4 separate regions of the Mus musculus genome follow, and regions 1, 2 and 3 are each linked to region 4. The links are chromatin loops, found by intact Hi-C in ENCODE. Cell type or tissue: heart. All regions are shown on one strand. Region 1 has its middle 46 kb from the start of Gm39392. Region 2 has its middle 45 kb from the start of Meox1. Region 3 has its middle 35 kb from the start of Gm39392. Region 4 has its middle 3.2 kb from the start of Meox1.

Region 1 (5,000 bases), 67 kb after region 4:
TAACTGCTAAACCAGAGGTGAGTTCCTTATGATGTCAACAAGATCAGTTATAATCCCCTGTTTGGGGAATGAGCCCATCTGTTTTGGAAGCTATCTGCCTCCTTTAAATCCTTGGTTTGATTGTGTAGAGTTTGGGATGGATGACTCCATTTTGTATGATCTGGTCAGTTGGAGCCACTGCAAGAGCTCAGATCAGACAATTGCATGTCGTTATTTTTATTGGACAGATGTGTCCTCAAGAAGTTCACACTTTGGGTGGAAATTAAGATCTGGCCGAGCTGTGAGCCTAGAACATTTGGTACCAGGAGGCTGAACAGGGGAGGAGGGAGTGTATGGAACAGTGCTCACCTATAATCCTAGCACCACGAGGCAGAGGCCAGAGGGTCCCTAAGGTTTGCTGGCCAGCAAGTATGGCTGACTCTGTGAGCTCCACATTAAACAAGAGACCTTGCCTCCGAAAATAAAAGATAGAGAATTATTAAAACACACACCATTGACTTCTGGCCTACACATATGCACACACACATGTGCATGTACATACACACACACACCATGGAACGAAAAGAACAGCCATGTATTCTTTCACCATCCAGCCTTCCCAGGTCTCAGAGAGAAAAATCAGGTGGATTTCATGTGATGGTTTGTATATGCTCAGTCCAGGGAGTGGCTTTATTACAAGGTGTGGCTCTGTTGGAGTAGGTGTGTCACTGTGGGTGTGGGCTTTAAGGCCCTCATCCTAGCTGCCTGGAAGCCAGTATTCTGCTAGCAGCCTTCAGATGTAGATGTAGAACTCTCAGCTCTTCCTGCACCATGCCTGCCCTGGATGCTGCCAGGTTCCCACCTTGATGATACTGGGCTGAACCTCTGAACCTGTAAGCCAGCCCTAATTAAATGTTGCCCTTATAAGAGTTGCCTTGGTCATGGTGTCTGTTCACAGCAGTAAAACCTTAACTAAGACAGTTCAATACCCTCCTCCTCCTGTTGGCACCTGAACCACTGGCCTCCCATCTCTTCCTAGAGATGTGCACAGAAGGGGAGAGTTGTGCTCATTTCCCTTGATGAAGACAATCCCCACTCACCATCCTGTGGTCCCCGAAAACCAGCCCTCCTGCCCAACAGCCTCCTCTGGGAGATAGGCGCCTCCTCCAGCCTTCTACTAAGCTAGGCAGTCAGCCAGCCTCCTCTGAATCTACAACTCATTTAATCAGCAAACCTCCAGCGAGAGCAGCTTCACTGTGCACACAGCTGTCCAAACCATAGGCTTAGAGAGGAAAAAGACAATCCCAGCTGTCCCTAGGGAGAGGCACACAAATAAGTGAGTAGTAGCAAGCCAGCAGGATAAATGATATCAAGGAGGATGACGCCAGAGGCTGTGGTAGCATCGGAGTCCCCTGAGAGCTTGCGAGAAATTCACGTTGGCAGGCCCAGCCCAGTCCAAGTCAGATAATGCAGAATGTGGGAGCAGGCTACCAGTCAACACTTTCATAAACCCTCCAGGTGATTCTGATGTGAATGGCTGTCTGAGAACCAACAGGCTGTGTAGAAGCAGGAACTAACCCCGGATGAAATGAGGCAGAAAGCCTTCCTGGAGGAAGAAGGCTCCTGCTGTAAACAAGGAGACAGATTAAAAGGCCACAAGACACTCCAAGTGGACAGAGCTGCGTATGCAAAGAGTACTAAAGGGGAGGAGAGTTTAAAGAACCACAGGGTGGAAGCCTGTAATGGTGTATGCCTGTACCCCAGCACCCAGGAGGCTGAGAGAGGAGGGTCTTGAATTTGAGACCAGGCTAGGCTACACAGTGAGATCCTATCTTAAAAGGGAAGATTAGGGGAGGGGTCAAAAAGAAAAAAGTGAGGGAAGGGTTTGTTAGGGAGAGGGATGGTAAGGAGTGGGAGGGAGGGGATGGTAGGCAGGAGGAGGGAGAGGAGAGGGAAGGAAGGAAGGGGAGGAAGGGGAGGGGACAGAGGGGGAAGGTAGGAAGAGGGATGGGAGAGAGGGGCAAAGGAGGGAGGGGAGGGGGAGAGGGGATGGTGAAGGGGGGATGGGAGGGTAGATTGAACAGAGCACTGGGTTTGATCCCAGGAGTGCCAACCAGGTGTAGCGTGGTACATGCCTATAATCCCAGCACGCAAGAGATGGACACAGCAGGATCAAGAGTTCAAGATCATCTTCAGCTACACAGCAAGTCTGAAGCCATTCCCATTCTTGGATACATGAGACCCTGTCCCTACCTAAAACTAAAGGGGAAAAGAGGTAGCATGTAGCTTGCCTGACATGCATGAAGCCCTAAATTCAATCCCCCATTTCATAAAACCAGGGACAGAAGACAGGAAGATCAGAAGTACAAGGCCTTCCTTGACTAGCCTGGGAGACTCCAAGACCCTGTTACAAAACAAACAACAAAAACACAGGGTGGCACTATGACAGATGGGTGGCTTGAGATGAAGGGGGCAGGGGTGAGGAAAAGCCATCAAAGAAGTGAGTATGGGTGCCCATGACCCCTCGCTTCAATAAACGGCCCTGCTGGAGTCAGGCAGGGCAGATACCCCAGCCTCCCGAGGGCTGGAAGCCCCCCACCTCCATCAGGCACCTCCGGTTGGTTAACCAAAACTGCATGACCTCATGTGTTATGGCTGCAGAGACAGAGACACAGAGGAGGCCAGATCCGGTGTTTGTATTGAAATTAATTGGGGACTCATGGATGATGGAGACTTTAAGGAATGTACAGGCCTCCTATGTGATCCCTCAAACAATGGTGTTGCTTACGACCACCGCAGCCCCCCAAAGGCCCATATCTATATATCCGCAGCCCTTCTCAATGAAATAATAATCATAGACAGATTTAAAACTTTCAAATACAAAGGGATACCTAAACAGACTTGTGTCGGGGAGGGCTTAGTCAACACTCCCGCGTCCCCCCCCCCCCACCCCACCCCGACCTATTTTATTAGCCGATGAAGCCGAGATCCTGCTATACCGAGGCAGCAGCTTGTCAATCAGGAAAAAAAACCACTGCTCACCCCCAGACCTGATTTATGGTGATTCAGAGGAGAGATGCTGCCAGGAACAGGCCAGGGCCAGGAAAGTTTCATCTGTCTGGAATCCGACAGGAAAAAGGAGGCTGGAAATTTCAGAGGAAGCTGGGATCTGGGCCGGTCACAGCGCCTCTGTTTGTGTTCGCTCAGCTGGCTCCTGTTAGCAGCTGAGGGGCCGCGGAGGAAAAGCGGCAGGCCAGGTTTTTCCATCTCTCCAGAACCTTGAGCTTGATCCCCAGGCAGCAGCTGTTCCAGTGACCTCCGGCCCCAAAGAATAAGAGCCAGGTTTCCCCCAAAGCCCCCAGCCCTGGGCCTTTGGTTTTTCTCTTACTATGAGAAACGATAGCGGGGCGCGTCTATCTTTTAGGGTTGTTTGTTTAATAAGACACTTAGCACACTCACGAAGCTGGGTTCCATGTGAAGAGTAGTTAATTCAGTTTTGTTTTAATGTCCTCCGGTGGAGTGACCCGGCTCTCCAGAGGAGGCCTTTATTGTCCTCTTTGGGCTAGGGGAACCAGGAACCTGGACCTCCAAACCTGATGTTCCGAGCTCTGGTTTGAGGCTAGGGGGGTCACAGAGCTCTGCCCCAGATCTAGCCAAGAAACAATAAGGAAAAGATTTTTTTCTGCTGCAGTGTTTATTTCGTTCATTCATTCATTCACTCATTCACTCATTCATGCCTACTTTGTGCCTGACCCTGTGTGGAGGGTGTGGGACTAGAGACAGAGGAGATATGAAAGGTGTTACCTACCCTCAAGGTTCATAGAGCCCAGTAAATAAAGAACCAAAATGGGGGTTTGGGGGGGCGGGCCTTGGATCAGGCACCAGGCACAGAAGAGATTGACGCTGCTTCAAAAGGCAGGTAAGGGCTACTAAAATGGCTCAGTGGGAGAAAGGGCTTGCGGCCAAAGCTAATAGCCTGAGTTCTAAACTCAGAACCCACATGACAGACGGAGAGATCTGACTCCACAAGTTGCCCTCAGAGCTCTGCATTCAAGCACACACAATTACAGACAAACATCAAATAGACAAACTAATGTTTTAAAATAAAAGAGGCAAGTCAGGGGGTGTGGGTGGGTGTAGAGGAATGGACCCAGAGCGAAGAGAGAAGCAGGGAAGAGAAGGGATATACATGCACCCACACCATGGGGAGTCTGCTAGCACTGGGGCAGAGGATCTGAGGGCTAGGCCTGCTCTGCTAGACTCTTTGTTCTGTTTTCTAAAAGAGAGAGAGAAAATAGCATTTCTGGGCTGGAGAGGTGACTCCGTGGTTATTCTTCCTAACAGCCCAGGTTTGGTTCCCAGCACCCACATAGTGGCTCACAATCTCTTCAGGCCTCTACAGGTACTGCACACACGTGATACACAGACGTGCATGCAGACAAAACATTCATGTACACAAGATAAAAATAAATGGATATTTTTTAAAAGAGAGAATTATTTCACACACACACACACACATCTGACTCAAGTTTCGTCAAAAAGCTGATGTAATTTCAGGCAACAGGGAGTTTGTGCTGAGGACCCTGGAAAGTTTAGTCAAGGGCCAGGGAGATGAGATGTGCAGGTGCCCTGGGTGACATTGTGGAAGTTGGGGTGCAATGATTAGGGTTGGAGGTGGGGGATCAATCAGGAGAGAGAGAGTGGGAGCTGCTGAGCCAGGCAAGGGTGTTAACTTTTATCAGATATTCTGCAACACCGGCAGGGGAGGGGCTGGTAGCTAGAAGAGAAGAAGGCTTAGAAGACATTCAGTGTCCCAGTCCTGGACTTAGGTGTGGTGGTGTGTCCCATAAAACCAGCATTCAGGTGTTGAGGCAACAGGATCACAAGCTCAAGGTCACCCTGGGCTAATAGATGAATAGAAGGGCTTGCAGGTGCTCATTCTGGGACTCAGTGTTTCTCATACACTGAGCAAAGACTCTAAGATACCAGTGAGCCACTCGCTCCAGACAAAGTGGAAAGGG
Region 2 (5,000 bases), 48 kb after region 4:
GGGAGAAAGAGAAGGAAGGGAGAGAGAGAGAAGGAAGAAAAATTAAATTCTTCCTGTTCTACTACTCCTTTCCTTACAGATGATTCCCTTGTTCTAGAGATGCAAAGAGAGGGAAGCAGCAATGGACAGCAGAGAAGGACAACAGCGTCCCTTTGCCCTGGGATGGGGACTTGAAGGTGAGCACCCCCCCCCCAGGGGAAGATCTGCAGCCAGGAGTTAAAGGTCCTCTGAGGGCTGCCTTTGTTGGCTGCTTCGGCCCCGGGGAACAGGCTTCCCACAGGAAGGCTCCCTGCTTCTTGGCAGAACACACGGGTATTATTTTAAGGAGAAAAATGAGATTGCTGTTATTGCTATATTCCTCCTGTAGAAATGGTAGCTTGGCCCAGCCAGGACTGAGCTGAGAGGCGGTCAGTGCCAAGGACGGGTGAGCTCATTGCATGAGGGGAGGTAGGTGTTTCCAGCAAGCATAGTGTGGAAGAAAGCTTCCATGCTCCGGATCCCAAGTCCTTGGTCAAAGCAGAACCCTAATCCCCTTTATCGCCTCCTCCCCAGCCATCTGGACCCATCCCCATCTGACCCTTCTGACTTCCTGTGTCTCTGATCAAATGATCATCACTTACCATATTATCTTGCAGCTAAATTAGAAAGAAAATGAGGGAAATACTTGGCACTTAGTAGGTACTCATTTAATATTCCCTTCCTCCCTTCCTTCTTGCAGAAACAACGGATGTTATATAATTGAGGAACTGTGCGCAGGGCATGTAATCTCAGCATCTGCAGGGCCCGTGTGGGCTACATAAGACCTGTTCTACAAAGGAAAGAAAAAGCTGGGTGAGATGGCGTGGAATCTTAGTCTCTGCACTAGGGAGGCAGAGACTGATGGATCCCTGGGGCTCACTGGCCAACAGTCCTACTCAAATCAGTGAACCCAGGCCAGTGAGAGACTCAGCCTCAAAACAGAAGGCAGAGGCCAGTGAAATGGCTTGGCGAGTAAAGGCCCTTGCCACCGGTCTGCCAACCTATGTTTGATTCCTTAGATCTATATGACAGAAGAGAGTCATCTCCCACAAGCTATCCTTGGCCTCCACATGTCCAGTATGGCACCTGTGTGACTGCACACATGCACACACACACATACACACACACACACACAAACACAGACACACAACACACAGACACACACACAGAGACAGACAGACACATAGACACACATACACACACACACACAGAGACACAGAGAGACAGACACACACTCTCAGACAGACATAGACACAAACAGAGACACACACAGACACATCGACACACATATACAGACACACATACACAGAGACAGACACTTAGACACACACACACTAAAATTAATAAATATTTTTTTAATTTGTTTTTGAAACAGATGTGAGGGGCTAGAGAGCTGGTTCATCCGTTAAAAGCACTTGCTGCTCTTGCCGAGGTCCTGAGCTCAGTCCTCAGCATCCATGTTAAAAGGCTCACAAACTCCCGCAACTTTGACTCCAGAGGATCTGACATTTTTGGCCTCCTCGGGGACTTGAAGACAAATGCACTCACATAGATACACACAAGTACACATAATTAAAAATAACTCTGAAAAAAGGATAAAGGCATACAGAACCTAAGGAACAATGCCTGAGGTTGACTTCTGACCTACACATACACACACATACATTCACACTCACACACACATGCCACTGACACACACAAATACACACACACACATGTACAGACAAAAAGAAAGAAGGTGGGGAAAGAAAACTGAAAAGAAATTGTGAGACTTTGAATTTACAAATATCAAATAGCCACAGGATGCTAGGAAATATGGAGACATGGTTGTTTGTTGGTCCCATCCCCAGATTCCTGGCAATAGCCTAGGAATGATACAAGCCATTCTAAATTAAGCCCAGAATTAAATTAAGAGGGAGGTTCCAGGGCATGGGGGAATTTTCCTGCTCTTTCCCAAGGAAGGACTGGCGTGGCCAGGAGCCAGGTCACAAAGGGCAGGAAAGCTGGTTGGAGAGGAACAGCCCGGGGAACCTGGAGCAAAGGACTCCAGGCAGAGGCCACCAAGCTGCACCAGTTGGAAGTTCTACAAGGTGACTGACTGCTCAATAGCGTGAGTCACCTCTGCTAGGACACAGAGCGCTGGCATTTGGCTACTTCAGGCCAGGCCCTAAAACACCCAACCCACTCTGATTTTCCAATGATGAATCACAAGGTTTCTTATTAACAACAGACCCTCTGGAAGCTTCCTATGGAAGAGCCAGCTCCCTCTGTTTCTGTGTCAGTGAAAAAAGAAAAAAGAAAATGGCATGAGTATGTCACTGCAATGTTCTAAATACTGCCATTCTCAGGCCAACGAGGAGGCTCACAAAGCAAAGGCACTTGCAGCCAAGACTGATGATGCGGGTTCAATCCCAGGTCCTCCACCGTGGAAGGAGAGGACGCCCGAAAGCCGTCCTCTGACCTCTGCATGTGTGTCACGGCCCACACATGATTTGTTAAATGTATTTTTTAAATGTTTAAGTAATTTTTAAAGATTTATCATTTTTACTGAGCACATTGGGACACACCTCTAATGCCAGTACTTGGAGGCAGAGGCAGGCAGATCTCTTTAAGGCCAGCCTGATCTACAGAGCGAGTTCCAGACCAGATCATGTCCCAGAAAGATGTCAATATTGCTCTAAATTTTATATCCACTGATATAAAATTTTCTAGTCCCCCAGGTAAAATCTCCCATCAGACTGCCCTGGTCACATCTGCCGTAGTGCACACCTGCGCATGGCCACTGCCGCTGCTGCACTCGGTGGGCGTGGCCGCTGTGGTGCATGATGGCTCTACAGTACAGATGTGAGTGCTTTAGGCTTCCCTTCTTGAACTCCTTTGACTACTTACTGCCATTCATGAGTTCTCCTAATCCATCCCATCTCAACTTAGCCAGGGAAAAATCAAAAGTAGTTTTTTAATTACTTAATTACTTTTGATTGAGGCCACACTTCAGTGAGTGGGGACAGGGGATGGACCAAAGGTGGTGGCGGCTGGAGTAGGCATGCCACGGAGTGGTGATAGAGCAACTGAGAGGGGCTGAGGCTAGGACCCAGAAGCAAGTGAGAACACAGCTCAGAGGAGGACTCGGCCACTCTCACACTTTGATCTAGGTTGGGCAGGCACACAGGCCAACTCCAAGAGCTCGTGTGACAGTTTTTCCCCCACTGTGATCTTCCTCATCCCCTAAAGTGTTATGTTGGGAACATCGAGATGGCTCAGTGGATAAAGGCGCTTGTTGCCAATACCAACAACCTGAGTTCTATCCCAGGGACCCACGTGGTAGAAGCAGAGAATGAGCTCCTATAAGTTGTCCCCTGACTCCCATATGTTTACCACAGTACCATAGCATAGGTGTGTGTGTGCATATGCCTGTGCATGTGCATGTGTGTGTAATATATAAATGCAACAATAAATAAATGTAACAAAAATGTTAAAATATAGTGTCAGCCTCATTGTTAAGTTTTTAAATTTTTGCTACATTTTATTTACTTGGTGTGTGTACATGTTAAGTTTTTAAATTTTTGCTACATTTTATTTACTTGGTGTGTGTACATTCTTGCCGCAGTATACCTGTGGCAGTCACGAGAGAACCTGCGGGAGTTGGGTTTTTTCTTCTTCTATGTGGGTCCCAGGGATCAAGGTTCAGTCGTATGCCTTGACAACAAGTATCATTACACAGTAAGGCACCTTACCAGCCAGTCTTTGTCTTTATAGCCACAGCTAGGGATACCGCACCAAGCGAATCTACATTCAGCCCAGGGCAAGGATAAAGGAGGGGAGACAAGCAGCTTCCCATAAGGCTGTCACCAGGAGATGGTTGGGCATTTCTGCATCTTCCCATGGACCACAACTGAGCCACTTGGCCACACCCAACTCCAGAGGAGGCTGGGAAATGTAGTCCACAATGTCCATCACATTAGTATGGTGTGCTTCTAAAAAGACGGTAGGTAGCAATGGAGACAACTGAGGTCAGTTACCACTTCTTGTCATAAACCTCAAAAGAAAAGTGATTTCGGGGCTCAGCAGCCTCTGCCCATGAGATTCCAGGTGGAGGAATTAAGGAAACCCTGAGCTTTGTCCAAAGACAAAGCAGTTTATTGCTGTTCAGCTCTTGACTCTCACTTATCCACAGTGACCTTGGAACAGAAGAATGGTTGGAATATATTCTCTACTTCAGAGGCATTGGACCTATGCATCTTACCTTTGGGATGTGGATGGAGTGATGGGCTATGGGGCTTAAGAAAGGCCATTCTGTGTTTCCACTTGAGTCACCTACCATGAGAAAAATCAAATCCCAAATAGCAACTTGCCCAAGAAAAATGAAGAAATAGCTAGAACATTCATGAACATGGCCTGGAGCTATGTGCAGCTGCATGGAGCTATATGGCCCTATAGAGCCAGCCAGATGTCAGTCTCATGAGTGGCGAAAACACATGAATGGGCTGGAGAGATGTCTCAGAGGTTAAGAACACTGACTGCTCTTCTGAAGGTCCTGAGTTCAAATTCCAGCAACCACATGGTGGCTCACAAACGTCCGTAATGAGATCTGATGCCCTCTTCTTGTGTTTCTGAAGACAGCTATAGTGTACTTACATATAATATATAAATAAATCTTAAAAAAAGAAAAAGAAAAGAAAACACATGAACACTGGTGTTGTCAGCAGGTATTTGGGGGTAAATGGTTACAGAGTGTTACTGCAGTTAAAACTGGCCTGCATGGACACTGTAATGCTCTCCCAATCTGGATCCTGCACCTAACCTTTGACCTCTGCTTAAGTGCATTAACTAAGTCACCAGTCATTTACAAGATGCCTGTCACATGCTGGGAACTGATGCAGGTGCTGTAGCTCCAGAATACTTGTGACACTTTGTGTCAAGGGGGAGAGACAGACACAGGAATACACAACACTGTAGCACAGCATGGTCTTCAGTCAGGATGG
Region 3 (5,000 bases), 77 kb after region 4:
CGCTGGCAGCCCAGGGGCCTTCAGGGGTCCTCCTGGCAGGACTCTGCAGGCCTAGTGTTACCAGTGCTGTCACTTCTTGGTTCTGGGGACTCCAACCCAAGCTCTCATGTTTGAGCAATGATCACTTCACTAACCAAACTATCTCCTCGGGCCAAACCTTTAATCTTTATAAACTACCCTGTCTGTGGTATTCCGAGGTGGCATCAGAAAACTAGCATAAACTACCACATCCTTTCCCATGGAATCCTGGGGCGAGAGTGAGGAACCCACGACAAGCGGGGAAGCCGAAGCAATGAGTGTAGACAGCTCCTTCAAGACATCCTGAGGAGGGAGGGGTGGCATGGCATGGGCTGGAGAGAGTATGTGTATATATGTGCGTCCAGGTGTTTGCATGTGTGGGTCTGTGTGTTCTGTGTATTTGTGTGTGTGTGTGTTTTGTGTGTTCTGTGTGTTTGTGTCTCTGGGTGGGTGTGTCTGTGTGTCTTTGTCTGTCTGTGTGATCCTGTGTTTGTGACTGGAAGTTGCACTAGAAGATTGGTTAAAACTGAGAGACACCTGGGCACCTCATGGTTGGGTTAGCAGGACCCTCACCTCTGCCTCAGCTCAGTTTCTTCCATAAGTCCTAAACAAACAAACAAACAAACAAACCCCAGGACTCAGGTAGCAAGACACTTCCTTAAGTAAAGGCACTTGGCTCTCAATCCCCACCACTTAAGTTTGATCCCTGGGACCCACGTGGTGGAAGGGAACCAACTCCTGTGAGTTGTCCTCTGGCCTCCACACATGTTCTGTGACACACACACCAATATGTAAATAAATGCGTGTAATCATTAAAAACAAAAGAGAAAAAGAAAAAAGAAAGAAAGGAAGCTCCTGGCCCCGCAGCCTGGTGCTGTCTTACTTCTAGGACCTGCTTCTGTCACAGGCACCATGGCTGTCCTTATCTGAAACCCTGCCTAGAATCCCATAATAAAGTTCCTGTCTGAATTCACTCTCCCCTTGTCTATGAACTTCATCCTCTATATTGGAAAGACAAGGGCCTGAAGTCAGTGACTCAGTGGAAGTCTTGTGTGACCATGAGCTTCCGGCACCCTAAGTCTTGACCTGTGAGTTAGAAACCTCCACCGCACTTAAAGGGCCCGCCCCCCCCCCCGTCCCCCGCCCCCACTTCACAAGGAGCCATCTTCTGAAGCAAGTGAGATGCAGGCTTGGAAGTCTGTGGGTGAGCATGGACCTCTACTCTCAGGCCACCATAGCTGAATGCCCCGTCCTCAGCAACAGGGGAAGGACTCAAGAGTCTCTCTGTTCTTGGCTGCCTCTCTCCATCTTCTCCGTCTGGCTACCCCGCCCCTCCCCCACCCCCACCCCCCAGCCTGCGGAGGGCTCTCCCAGGAGCCACTGCCGCACCTTCCAAAAATAATTCCAGAACCAAATTCCAAACGTTTCACCTCCCACATCCTCTTGCTGGCTCACCAGTCCCCAGCTGGCCCACCTCTTGAAGCAGAGAGAATTAGAGACCAGCAGGGGCGGAAGATGACATCAGCGGACATTGTCCGAGACCTTCAAAACACTGGGGGAGCTGTCTATGGAGAAGCGGGAGAACCTTAACTGACCCCTCAGCCAACCTGCTCTCTTGCTTCCTCCTCCAGCCCTTCGGGCCTCCAAAGACTTAGCTCCACAGGAAGATCCTGTCTTCCTGACAGCGGGGCGGAATGTTCACCTCTCTTATTAACAGAGCATCTGGTGACATTATAATTGAAATTTTCATTCTAATTATTTCAGTTGGCCAGAAGAGCAGGCAAGATCAAGGGCAACGACTGTGATGTTGTGATGTTGCAGACAGACGCACACGCGGACAGTGGGTAGCCAAGGAGTTGGGGACAGAGACAAGGACTGGAAACTGGCTGTGATCAATGGCCCAGAGAGCGCAGGTGTTCATCCCGCTCTCAGCTCAAACACACAGCTCTGCCTTTCAGGGAGGCAGGGCTCAGGAGTCCACTCACCTTCCTCTCCACAGACCTGCCCCAACTCTACTTCCTTCCCTACCCTCTCTCTGCTTTTCTCAGTCCTCCACTGGCCCAGCAATCACCTCTCCTTGCTCAAACCAGCAGTCAACAGACGGGTGTGCTATGGATGTAGAAGATGATCTCCGGCCAGGTATTGTGGTCCATGTCTGTGGTCTCAGCCCTCAGCACTCAGGAGGAATAACAGGAGGGTCTCAGCAAGTTCCAGGTCAGTTTGGACAACATTGTGAGTTCCAGATCGACAGGGCTATATAGTGAGACTCCATCTCAAAACAAAGAAACATACAACACAATTTTTTTAAATGGTGGGGAATGTCCAGGTATATAGCCTGAGTGCTTCCCATACAAATGTAAGGCCCTGGGTTCAGGCCCTACCCAGTACAGCAAAATATCACTTGAGAGTGTCCTTTCAAAAAGATGTTTCAAGGGCAAGAGAGATGACTCCACAGTTAAAAGGACTTGGGAATCTTACAGGAGAACCCTGTGAGTTCAGTTCCCAGCACCCATGCAGGGCTCCAGGAGGATCTGATGCCCTCTTCTGGCCTGGAGAGGTACTGCACCCCACACACAGACATACACATATTACATACACATAATAAAACATTAAAACAAATCTTTAAAAGAAAAACAGTGGGGGCTGGTGAGATGGCTCAGGGGTTAAGAGCACTGGCTGCTCTTCTAGAGGTCTTGAGTTCAATTCCCAGCAACCACATGGTGGCTCACAACCATTTATGAGGGGATCTGACGCCCTCTTCAGGCAGGTGAATGCATATGCAGCACAGCACTCATACAAATAAATAAAATTTAAAAAAAGAAAAAGAAAAACAGTGTTTCATTCCCCCAAACAGAGCCTGTGGTAGTGTTCAAGAGAGTGGGGAAAGCAAAAAATAAATAAACATAGTGACAATATTTAACTAGAATATTTCCCTGTGTAAATGTTTTGTTCTTACAATGAAATAACTCAACTTGATTACTTGAAGTTGAGCAATGCTAACATAATTTTTTTCTTTTTTTTCTTTTTAATTTTGTGCCAACAGGAATCAAACGAATAGATGCTAAGCAAGAGCTCTACCACTGAGCTCCACCCTCAGCCCTGTGTGTGAATTGTTAACGTGCCATCTTTAAAATCATGTCGGTTAAACCCTGGTTGGGTTCTGTTCACTGTAGCCCCAGCATTCAGAAGGCTGGCTGAGGCAGGAGGATGGTGAGTTTTAAGACAATTTGGGATACACTACATAGCCAGATCTAGCTTCTAAAGAAAGAATAAAAATTAAAAATGGATGTGATCAGACAAGCCTTTAATCCCAGTACTTAGAAGGCTGGCACAGGATGGTCTCCAAGAGTTCAAGACCAGCCTAGGCTACAAGGTGAAACTTTGTCTCAAACAAATAAATCAACAAAGTCATATGGGCTGTTTATGGAACCACTGATGGATCTAATGGGAGCCTTCGGTTCTAGTTCCATTTCTGTGGCTCTGATACACCTCCATGAAAGGCAATTTAGAGAGTTATCTTAGTCAGGGTTTCTATTCCTCCACAAACATCATGACCAAGAAGCAAGTTGGGGAGGAAAGGGTTTATTCAGCTTACACTTCCACATTGCTGTTCATCACCAAAGGAAGTCACTCAAGCAGATCAGGGAGCAGGAGCTGATGCAGAGGCCATGGAGGGATGTTCTTTACTGGCTTGCTTCCCCTGGCTTGCTCAGCCTGCTCTCTTATAGAACCCAAGACTACCAGCCCAGAGATGGTCCCACCCATAAGGGGCCTTTCCCCCTTGATCACTAATTGAGAAAATGCCTTACAGCTGGAGCTCATGGAGGCATTTCCTTAACTGAAGCTCCTTTCTCTGTGATAACTCCAGCTGTGTCAAGTTAACACAAAACTAGCCAATACAAGGATGAAGGGTTTATTCACTACTAATATGGTGGTGGTTTATATATGCTTGGCCCAGGGAGTGGCACGATTAGGAGGTGTGGCCTTATTCGAGCAGGTGTGTCACTGTGAGCATGGGCTTTGAGACCCTTATCCTAGCTGCCTGGAAGTCATTCTTCTGCTATCTGCCTTTGGAACAAAAGGTAGAACTCTCAGCCCACATCTGGCGGGACACTGCCATGCTCCTGCCTGGATGATAATGGACTGAACCTCCGATCTGTAAGCCAGCACCAATTAAATGTTGTCCTTATGGACTGGAGAGATGGCTCAGAGGTTAAATTGTCTGCTCTTCCAGAGGTCCTGAGTTCAATTCCCAGCAACCACATGGTAGCTCATAACCATCTGTAATGGGATCTGACGCCCTCTTCTGGCTTATAGGTACATATAGATAGAGCTATAAGTATTTTTTTATTTTATTAGATATTTTCTTTATTTACATTTTAAATGCTATCCTGAAAGATCCCTATACCCTCCCCCACCCCCGCCCTGCTCCCCTACCCACCCACTCCCACTTCTTGGCCCTGGCATTCCCCTGTACTGGGGCATATAAAGTTTGCAAGACCTAGGAGCCTCTCTTCCCAATGATGGCCGACTAGGCCATCTTCTGCTACATATGCAGCTAAAGACACGAGCTCTGGGGGTACTGGTTAGTTCATATTGTTGTTCCACCTATAGGGTTGCAAACCCCTTCAGCTCCTTGGGTACTTTCTCTAGCTCCTCCTTTGGGGGCCCTGCATTCTATCCTATAGATGACTGTGAGCATCCACTTCTGTATTTGCCAGGCACTGGCAAAGCTTCACAGGAGACAGCTATATCAGGGTCCCTTCAGCAAAATCTTGCTGGCGTATGCAATAGTGTCTGTGTTTGGTGGCTGATTATGGGATGGATCCCTGAGTGTGGTAGTTTATATATGGTTCATCCTTTCGTCTTAGCTCCAAACTTTGTCTCTGTAATTTCTTCCATGGGTGTTTTGTTCCCAATTCTAAGGAGGAATGAAGTATCCACACGTTGGTCTTCCTTCTTGATTTTCTTGTGTTTTGCAA
Region 4 (5,000 bases):
CCTTTTGGTAATCTGAGTTTCCCAGGTTTGTAGCCCTAACCACAGCCATGTGTAACATTCTCAGATTGACGACTCCTGTCCCTCCCGTCCCTCAGGATCCTGCTTGGGAACTGGACGTGGTATCACCTGCCTTTAATTCCAGCACTCAAGAAGCAGAGGCACAAGGATCTCTGTGAGTTCGAGGCCAGCCAGGCTTCCATAGCAAGCTCCAGGACAGCCAGAGCTACACAGTGAGACCCTGCCTCTGGGGGAGGGTGGGTAGTGGTGGAAGGGCGGGCTTAGGAGGTGTTGGCTTGTGTGATTGACATGCTCTGCTGTGGGAGGGGATGCTTACAGTCATGGTGTTCCATTGATGCAGACTACAAAGGCAGGGGATGTTTGGAGGGTGGGCATAAGAAGAGAGGAAGATGCTTGTCACCCTGGAATCCCATGGGAGCCTCTCACCAACAGAGGAGTGGGAACCACAGGATTCCCAACACTCACAGCCTTTCTCCCCTCCCTCTGTTCCCTAGGAATGTTACCTGAAACCCCATCTACAGAGAAAATATGCATTAAACCCCAGGTCTGACACCTCTCTCTCTCTCCCTCTCTCTCCCTCTCCCTCTCTCTCTCCCTCTCTCTCCCTCTCTCTCCCTCTCTCTCCCTCCCCCTCCCTCTCCCTCTCTCCCTCTCTCTCCTCTCTCTCCTCTCTCTCCTCTCTCTCTCTCCAGGTGCCCACATCAGAGAGCTTGTCTTGTTTTTTTTTTTTAAAGATTTATTTATTATTATATCTAAGTGCACTGTAGCTGTCCTCAGATGCACCAGAAGAGGGCGTCAGATCCCATCACAGATGGTTGTGAGCCACCATGTGGTTGCTGGGATTTGAACTCAGGACCTTCGGAAGAGCAGTCGTTGCTCTTAACCACTGAGCCATCTCTCCAGCCCAAGTCTATCTTTCTAATCACCTCTCTTCCTCTTCACCCTAGTGCTTTAGCCTACGTTAAAAACATTGTCAGCCAAGCACCTGCGAGGCAGAGCTCAAGGCCAGCCTGGTCTACAGAGTGAGTTCCAGGACAACCAGGGCTACACAGAGAAACCCTGTCTCAAAAAAAAAAAAAAAAAAAAAATCAACCAATCAACAAACAGGCAAAGCAAAACAAAGCAAAACATTTCTAAATAAAATCCCAGGCTCTGCTCCACAAACTGGCTAGTCCAGGAAGTCTTCTCAGTGTCAAAGCCACAAACTTCAATATGGCCCAAGCTAAGGTCCCTAAGAGATTAGGAGAGCTCCTCAGGTTGCTGGAGGGGGGAGGGACAGTGGGGACAGTGCCTCTGCCTGCTCACCACGGATGCTCTCTCATGTGGCACTTTAGCATTTCATATCTGGCACCGTCCTTAAGAATAAGAACGGTGCCATAGGCCATCTGAATGCTTAGACACTTAGGCACTGCTTGAGAAGGGTTAGGAGGTGTGGCCTTGCTGGAGGAAGTGTGTCACAGCAGGTGGGCTTTGAGGTTTCAGAAGCCCAAGCCAAACCCAGAACCTGCCCCCCACCCATCTCTGTCTCAGGATGTAGGTCTCAGCTACTTCTCCAGCACCAGGGTCCCTGCCGTGATGATAATAGACTAAATCTCTGAAACCATAAGGAACTCTCCAGTTGAATGCTTTCTTTTCCAAGAGTTGCCTTGGTCATGGTGTCTCTTCACAGCAACAGAACAATGACTAAGACGAGAGGCCACTATCATGTGTAGGGCTGTCATTTAGTGTTTATATGCGACCTCACTCTGCAAGTGGATGAAGAAGAAAGAAATTTACTTCCATGTTACAGGAAGGAAAAACGAAGCTCATGTGATCGGATGAGTTGCTCAGTGCCTCTCACTAATGGTAGAGCAGGGATTTGAACCCACACGCTCCTGAGTCCCAAAACCGTGCTTGTGTGATGTATGCTATGTGGCCATAGAAGAAGGAGTCTAGGAGCTGGGGAGATGACCCCATGGGTGCGGTACATACAGTGGCAAGCACAAAGTTTGATTCCAGAACCCATGTCCAAAGCTGAGTGCCGAGGCATGTCTTCCAAATCCAGCTGCTGGGGAGGTAGAGGCACTCCCATCCCTGGGGCTGTCTGTCTGGTCAGCTTAGCTGAGCTTGTGAGCTTCTGAAGGTCAGTGAGAGACCTGGCTCAAAAGGCAAGCTGGTATCCTGAGAAATGACACCAGAGGTTGGCGTCCACATGCACACACATTCATCCACACATTACCCACCCCCCCCCCCCACACACACACAGAGGGAATGGTGGTGGTGGTGGTGATGGTGATGATGATAATTTGGGGCTAAGATGGGCATCTTTTGGTCAGATGGGGTTCCATGTAGTTAAGGAAAGAGAAGCCCTATGCTTTCCTTATGCCTTGGACTTCTCCATCAGCCTCCTCTCGCTTCATTCAGGTCTCCGCTCACACATACAGCCCTAGGAAGCTGTATCAGTTTCATTTCACCACTGAGAAAACCAGAGAAAAGCTATGATTTTTTTCCAGAGATCACAGAGCCCAAGGACAGCCAGAATAGATTCCCCAAATGGCGACCTCCCACCTCCAGCCCCTCCCTGGACCTTCAGCATCTCCACACACAGGTGGCTGGGGTGGCCAGCACAGAAACAGGCCTGTCTGGTCGAGGAAGGCCTGTTTGTCATGAGCACTGGAGGAAATTCCCAGCATTCTGTAGGATGGCTCAGGTGTGGCCCAGCTGGAGGCCCTCCAGGGCCCCTGGAACTTGTGTCTTTCCTTTTCCTCCCTGGGCGACCTCCAGCCCCACCAGAAGCCAGGAGCCCCTCCCTTCCGGACCACTCCCCTTGGCTGCAGCCAAGAGCTTTCCTCTACAAACAGCCACCTCCATCCATCTTTGTCTCTTGGCCCCACAGGGCCTTGACAGGGAACTGCTGACTTTGAGAAGGTTAAAGGTGCAGGGCCGGCCTTCAGCTGACAAATGGGTTGCTGTGGGAGGGGGCTGTTGTTTTTTCCTGGCCTCAGAAGAGGGACCTGTCAGGAAGATGTAGAGGTGGCGGCCTTGTGGTGCCCCTAGGGGGGGCTGACAGACGCCAGCAGCTGCTGGGGCACCGGGGTGCCAGGCCTATGTTCCCAGCACATAGCACCCCGCTGTGCCCCCGCCTCATGCCCTTTCTGACCTCCCCACCCACCCCACCGTGACCCGGTGCCCACCCCTTCCCAGGGCAAAGGGCCAAGGGGGCCTCCCTGCAATGGGGACCCTGAGCCAGATGTGAGGAGGACAGCCCAACAGGGATCTGGTTACAGTTTGCCAGGTCAGGCCCCAAGGGTTTCCTAAGGAGCTGACAGCCCCATCTTCCCTTCAGCCCACCCCTCCTGTGGGCTCCTTCCATCTCACTTCATGCAGAGCCTCGCAAGGCTGGTCTTGTGGACATTTCTGTGAGTGCTTTCTCTCCCGTACCGTCTCCATTTAGCATCATCAGGTTAATAAGAAGTAGTCATGGGAGCCTCGTCCCACCTCTGCCCACTCTGCCTTTCAGAAAAACAGTTTTATTCAAAGTTCCAGGGCACCCAGGTCGGTCTTAAGGAATTGCTGACCGTCAGTTTAGCCCAATAAACAGAAAGCTCCAGGTTCAGTGGGAGACCTTCCTCCCCTGTCCTCCCCCTCAAAATGTGGAGGGTGGGGCATGGTGGTACACACATTTAATCTCAGCACTAGAGAGGCAGAGGCAGGTGGATCTCTATGAGTTCGAGGCCAGCCTGGTCTACAGAGCAAGTTCTAGGACAGCCAGGGCTACACAGTGAGACCCTGTCTCAAAAATAAAAGGCAGAAAGCAATCAAAGAAGACATCTACCTGCAAATAGCTATGCATGTGCACATATGCACACACAAAAATACACACTAGTTACAAATAAATAAATTTAATAAAGTAAAATTCCCAGGCAGGTAGGCTGGTACAGTCAGTGTAGGCTGCCTAGGTCTGAAACCTTTCCCTCTAATGTGGGCTGGTATAAGTTTCTCAATTTCTCTGTGCTTCAAGCTCCGAGAGATGTCCAGAGAGTTAGAACAGCGTTTGCTGCTGAAGACCTGGCAGTGGGTGGGGGTGGGACTGAATCAGGTGATTAGCCCGGAGAGGTGAGGTGTGCTGTCCCAGGCAAACTTGGGGCTTAAATTCACCTAGTACCTGTTGCTCCTCTCTGGACCCCTGGTGTCTGGGTCCAGCCAGCAGAGTTCACAGGGCCTTGCCTCTGATGCTCCAAACTGGTGGAGGAAATCTCTAAGAAACAATGTTAACCCTCCAGAGGCTGAGACACTAGCCAGGTATAGGTATAGCGTAGACCAGAGTTTCTTAATTTGTGGGTCTCGGACTCCTTTGAAGTATACCCACCCTTTCACAGGGGTTGCTGAAAACCATTTTAAAAAACACAGGTATCTGAGTTGTGATTCATAACTAGCAAAATTACAGTTATGAAGTAGAAATGAAAGTAATTTTATGTCTGGGGGTCACCACACATGAGGAACCATATGAAAGGGTCACAGCATTAGGAAGGTTGAGAACCACTGGACCGTCAACAAGCCATGTGAAGTGCCACCTGGGCTGGTGTCACCCAACACAGCACATACACAAGCTGGAAAGACACATGGGAACTCCTTTAGGGACAAACTCTCAGGGGATGGAGGACCCTGGGTTCCTGCCTCCATGTCCAGGGTTCCTAAAATGCCTCCAGGGATTGAGAGAAGGAAGCAGGTGTGTGGGAAGCTGAGGGTGGAGACGGGCAACAGGTGGGAGGGACCCCTGGAAACTTCAAGGACTTTAAGAGCCTTGGTTGCAGAGACAAATTGCCCAGAGGCTCTCTTGAGAAGAGTGTGGCTAACTGGCATGGAAGTTGGGGGTTAAAGGTGGAGTCTTCGCACTCAGATGCTCTGTGGTCTCACTGAGAAGGTGAGAACGGCCATTTAGACAAAGAGAACCTTTTTCTTTTTCTGGAGCATTTCTTTCTTTATACCCCAGACCACACTAC

The links. Peaks named below come from ENCODE experiments on the same cell type or tissue, not always from the same donor. Only the 100,000 strongest peaks of a DNase experiment are listed, where the experiment ranks them.
Region 1: it touches region 4 in a loop (2.7-fold over the local background); 10 of 42 quality-filtered maps call a loop at or near these places.
Region 2: it touches region 4 in a loop (2.9-fold over the local background); 9 of 42 quality-filtered maps call a loop at or near these places.
Region 3: a loop joins it to region 4, with 4 times the contacts of the local background. A loop is called at or near these places in 24 of 42 quality-filtered maps.

The regions. Positions count from the first base shown.
Region 1 is chr11:101,828,472-101,833,471 of GRCm38, reverse strand. No RefSeq gene overlaps it. Among named protein-coding and RNA genes, the nearest start is that of Gm39392, 46 kb to the right of the region's middle. In heart, no CTCF peak of the experiment used is centred here; DNase peaks (open chromatin) are centred at 1,271 and 3,101; H3K27ac peaks cover 3,045 bases.
Region 2 is chr11:101,846,605-101,851,604 of GRCm38, reverse strand. No RefSeq gene overlaps it. Among named protein-coding and RNA genes, the nearest start is that of Meox1, 45 kb to the left of the region's middle. In heart, a CTCF peak has its summit at 2,071; DNase peaks (open chromatin) are centred at 324 and 2,014; H3K27ac peaks cover 328 bases.
Region 3 is chr11:101,817,608-101,822,607 of GRCm38, reverse strand. No RefSeq gene overlaps it. Among named protein-coding and RNA genes, the nearest start is that of Gm39392, 35 kb to the right of the region's middle. In heart, CTCF peaks have their summits at 1,551 and 2,567 (motif pointing left); a DNase peak (open chromatin) is centred at 1,517; H3K4me3 peaks cover 786 bases; H3K27ac peaks cover 2,037 bases.
Region 4 is chr11:101,895,007-101,900,006 of GRCm38, reverse strand. No RefSeq gene overlaps it. Among named protein-coding and RNA genes, the nearest start is that of Meox1, 3.2 kb to the right of the region's middle. In heart, no CTCF peak of the experiment used is centred here; a DNase peak (open chromatin) is centred at 2,766; H3K27ac peaks cover 1,650 bases.